Linked DNA regions of Homo sapiens: region 2 is linked to region 1. A link is a loop called in an ENCODE intact Hi-C map of the cell type or tissue named here. Cell type or tissue: GM12878. All regions are shown on one strand. Region 1 has its middle 3.8 kb from the start of NRCAM. Region 2 overlaps LAMB4 (laminin subunit beta 4).

What was found. A loop is a pair of places that touch in the nucleus more often than their neighbours do. Peaks named below come from ENCODE experiments on the same cell type or tissue, not always from the same donor. Only the 100,000 strongest peaks of a DNase experiment are listed, where the experiment ranks them.
Region 2: a loop joins it to region 1, with 3.0 times the contacts of the local background. A loop is called at or near these places in 2 of 110 quality-filtered maps.

Annotation. Positions count from the first base shown.
Region 1 is chr7:108,458,986-108,461,485 of GRCh38, reverse strand. No RefSeq gene overlaps it. Among named protein-coding and RNA genes, the nearest start is that of NRCAM, 3.8 kb to the right of the region's middle. In GM12878, a CTCF peak has its summit at 1,331 (motif pointing right); a DNase peak (open chromatin) is centred at 1,347.
Region 2 is chr7:108,112,748-108,115,247 of GRCh38, reverse strand. All of the region lies in intron 3 of LAMB4 (laminin subunit beta 4), which reads left to right. Among named protein-coding and RNA genes, the nearest start is that of LAMB4, 16 kb to the left of the region's middle. In GM12878, a CTCF peak has its summit at 948 (motif pointing left); no DNase peak of the experiment used is centred here.

The sequences.
Region 1 (2,500 bases):
AGAGTACAGTGAAGGGTGAACCCAGGCCTGGCTCTAGGAGCTCAGTGTGACCCTGGGGTATGGAGCTAAGAGCTGCTGAGGTTAACTTTGGTCAAGTCATACCGATGTCTCGTCTGTCCTACAGTTGCTACTTTATCCAGCACCATATCTGCTTTCGAGTTCATTCACATAGCTGTGGCAAGATTCAGATGCTTTTGGGCTGATGGACTGAGAACCTCAGTTCCTCACAGGCTGTTGGCCACAGGATCTCCTCAGTTCCTTGTCATGAGAACCTCTCCTCTCCATATGGCAGCTTACAACAGGGCAGCAGGCAAGCAAGCAAAAGAGCAAGACAGCAAGACAGAAACCAGAGTGATTTGTAATCCAATAGAAGAAGTGACATCCCACTACATTTGCCATATTCTGATAGTTAGAATGGAGTCAGTAGGTCTGGTCTCAAGGGGAGGAGATTTCACATAAGGAAGAATACCAGGAGGAGAATGTCACTGGGAACCAGTTTAGAAAGCCTCCCATTATAACAACTATGCTTTTGGACAATATTGGGTTATAATACCCTTTCAAACAGAAAGGCTTTAAAAATTACTACATTTGCAGCTACTCGGGAAGCTGAGACAGGAGGATCACTTAAACCCAGAAGGCGGAGGTTGCAGTGAGCCGAGATCACGCCACTGCACTTAAGCCTGGGGGACAGAGTGGGACGCTGTCTCAAAAAACAAACAAACAAAAATACCTACATTTCTCACATGCCTGTCAGAAATCTAATGCACGTTGCCCAGCCTAACCTATTATATTAAGATAATGATGACACTGGTATAAGCCATTCTTCTAGCAAAAAACCTGTTATATTATGACAGGAACTTTTTTTTTCTTTTCTTTCTTTTTTTTTTTTTTTAGTGCTTCAGTCATTCTTACCAGAATTCAGCCAGGTTTTATCTGTGTTTTACTAGAGGAGCCGAAAAAAATGCTCTTGGTTACCACCAGAATCAAAAAAAATGACACAGCTGAAAAAGAATTTCTGTGCTCACTTAGTCCAATTCTTTCATTTTATAGCAAGGCAACAGGCTCATTACTAGCATTGCTGGGTCCATGTTAGGTTTTGCTGAATTTAACATTAGATTTGAGGACAGGACCAATGGTACTGCCTCCCCTGGGAGGCCTGCAGCATGGATGTGGATTAAGAAAATTGAGATGGAAAATAAGGCAAGGCGTTAAAAAAAAAAAAAGTGGAAGAGGAAAAGAGGGGAGGGAGAACTCTGAGAAAAAGAGACAGGACTGCAGAAGTAGAGGAAAAGAGAAAGGCTAAAACATATTCACTGCAGGTACCACTGGGGGGCTCCATGACTTTCTGATGTAGCTGTTTTAACACAGTGACATTCTGATGTGTCTATGAAAACAATGAAACTTTTGGTGTGTTGTCATTGATAGACAGCATGGCACAATGACTGGTTAAGACTTAACTTTGGAGTTATAATGCGGGGCTTGAATCCCATCTCTGCAGATAAACTGTGTGACCTCTGCAAGTTACTTAACTTTTTTTTGCCTTATTTTCTAAAAGGGGAATGATAATAGTGCCTACTGAATGGAATTTTTGTCAGAATAAATGAGTTAATAAATGAAAATAATAATAATGATTCTATTATTATCACATGATGAGGACACAGACCTTATTCCCAGTCCTCAGCTGGGTTTGAAGATGGAGTGAGGCTTGGTAATAGGGAGAGGATAAGGCTTAGGGATGGGAAAGGGATAGCAGCAGTTAGGGTAAGGAGGCAAGTTGTGGGTATCACCAGCAAAGTGCAGCCAAATCAGACTGCCTCATGCATCACCAAGCAGATCAAACAGACTGCATTAGAAAGTCTATTTGCCCACACCGCCATCTTTCTAATTGTAGAACATTTTTCTATCCCCACCTCCCATACTCCCTTCATTTCAGCTCCTCTTGAAGCCTCAGTTTGTTCTTCCTGTTGCTCATTCCCTCAGGAGATGAATCCCCAGCAATGTAGAGCTGCAGTGCAGTTGAAGTAATAAGCTGGAAATCAGAACTATATAATAATTTTATATTATTACAATTATTATGTAGTATCAAAATTACTTTCTGTTTTTTGAGACGGAGTCTCACTCTGCCGCCCAGGCTGAAGTGTAGTGGTGTGATCTCGGTTCACTGCAACCTCTGCCTCCTGGGTTCAAGTGATTCTCCTGCCTCAGCCTCCCCAGTAGCTGGGATTACAGGCACACACCACCACGTGTGGCTAACTCTTGTATTTTTAGTAGAGACAGGGTTTCACCATGTTGGCCAGGCTGGTCTCGAACTCTGACCTCAGGTGATCCACCCACCTCAGCCTCCCAAAGTGCTGAGATTACAGGCATGAGCCACCGTACCCAGCCCCAAATTACTTAATTTTAGTTTTTGTTTTGTACTATCACTGTGGTTCCTATCTTCTCCAGAGCTTTTTCTCTTCTGGCTTTGTACTTTTTATTCAAGCATGTATTTACATTACAG
Region 2 (2,500 bases), 350 kb after region 1:
AAGGAAGATTTGCTTAATTTCCATTTCCTGTTACCTTCAGAATGAGACATAAAAGTCTTTTTGGTTAGTCTTTGTAAGGAATTGCTATAAAATTTACTAGTCTACTTGGCTACCTTTGCCACTCCCATAGAGGAAACCTAATTGACTCATTTAATGAAGTTTGAAGATTCATCAGGGCCTGCTGCCATTATGCTGAACATGAGTCCTCATTGCTCTGCCTTGAGATGGAAGAGGTGTAGAACTTTGAATTGATTGTACACCAACATAATACTACTTGGAAGTTATACTGTCTAAAAATCATAAATTCCCAATGTGAACATAGTTTTGTGCCTTTTCCCCTTAAAGATCAGTTTTATAAAAGGATAAGTGGCTTTTCAGGTTTCTTTTCCTCTCCATGTACTGGGAACAGAACAAGCATCCAAGGTCATCTGAGTATCGTCCCTACCAAAAACCCTGAGGTAATCACGTCCACCCCATAAATGAGAGGATGTGCAGGAAGGAAGTTGGACATAAGCCTAATGTTAGTGGTCCAGGCTTTTCCATGTATTGTTCATTTAAAGCAACTGCTTAAGTCTCTGGGAAATGCTTTGTATTCAAATTGGTTTCTAGTAAAAGGTGACTATTATAAATAAGTGGAGACAATACTTGGGTGCATATCACTGTTCTAAGTTTGGGAAGTACTTGTGTAAGAAAGCAAATTCTCTGCATGTGCAAGGAAATTACATGGTGGAAGTTCTGCTCAACTCTAGGCCAGGTGACTACTAAGTCCAGGTGCTCTGGACAAAGAATTGGTTCTCAACTCTATTTTTTAGATAGGGTCTCGCTCTGTCACCCAGGCTGGCATGCAGTAGCATGATCACAGCTCACTGCAGCCCCAACCTCCCAGGCTCAGGTGATCTTCCCACCTCAGCTTCCCAAGTAGGGGAGGCTACTCCACCTACTGGTGGAGTAGGCAAGCACCACCATGCCCTGTTAATTTTTGGTATTTTTATAGAGACCAGTCCCACTATGTTGCCCAAGCTGGTCTCCAACTCTTGGGTTAAAGTGATCCGTCTGCCTCAGCCTCCCAAATGCTGGAATTACAGGCATGAGCCACCGCCACTTTCCAATATGAGCGCCAGCCATCTTGTTCTCCCACTGGCATTTGCTTACTGTTGCCTGAGCCAACATACTCTGATGATAATTAGAAATTGGTGTTCTTATATCTCAAAGTTATACCACCAAAAATAGAAGTAACTCCAACTGTGGAGGCTTCTTTTGTCTAGAGAATGACAGAAATCTTAGAAAGCTTAGAGCTGGAAAAAACCTCAAAATATTTCAGGCTGACAAAGTGTATTATAGAAGGGGCTACGACCACTGGTCTAGACAAACATTCACGCAGCATGGAGGATGATTTTTTCCCATCTGTTATCTAAGAAAGAGCTACCAAGCAAAACATTTTGTTCAGAAGCTTCCAGTCAACATTGACCTATTAAATTATCCAAGATGGAACTCACATTTAGTGGCCACAACTTAGCATCCTCTGAAGCCAACCTCATCAAAGATTATACTTCTAAAATGTTAACCAAAAAATGGTCCACAAGCCCTGAAGTTAAACATTTTCTCAAGTAATTTCCATAGTATTATTGGAAATTATTTGAAGACCATCACTTTTGATAGAATCACAAAGCTTCTACTGGTCACTGGGATGGGCCTACCCCTATGCAAAATTTATTTAGATCCATTTTGCCTTAATTTTCAAAAGGCATTTTGGCTTTCTTCAACAATAAGGCCTATAGTGACCAGTGATGCTAAGATACACTGATTATATGAATCTCTCGAAGGGTTGATTTGTTTTGACTGTAGCTGAAATAATCATTAAAATCATCCTGCATTTAATAAATTTTACTGAACATCTACTATGTACCACACACTATTCTAGGTAATGGAGATACAGCAATAAATAAAACCAGGTCCTTGCCCCATTCAGTTTTTATTCTTATTATAGAGACAGACAATAAACCAACAACTGTATAATATAGCCTCAAGTAGTGATAAGGGCTTAGGAAATATATAAAGCAGGACAAAAAATAGAGAGTGGCAGAGGGCCATGGGGGTGAAAAGATGGTGGCATTTTAATAGGGTAGTCAGGGAAAGGCTCTTTGAAATGAAGGCATTCTAACAGAAACCTGAAATAAGGGAAGGAGCAAGAGATAAGACTAGCTGGGAGGAAGAACAACTTGAACTCTTCTGACTCTAAGTGCTTAAAAAATAGCAAGAAGCATGTGTAGCCAGAGTCAAGAGAGTGAAAAGCCAAGTAGACATAAAGGCAAAGAGGTGGCCCTGGCCAGATCATGTTGGGCCTTGTGAGCCATGGCTAGGACATACAAGCAACGTGCACTGAGTGCCACCAGCTGAGCACCTATGCTGTTGTAGGCAATTTCCAGCACAGAAGGTTATAATGATCAGCCCCCGCTTCCCAGAAGCTTTGCAAAAGAGCTCCTTCAGAGTCCTCTGAGTA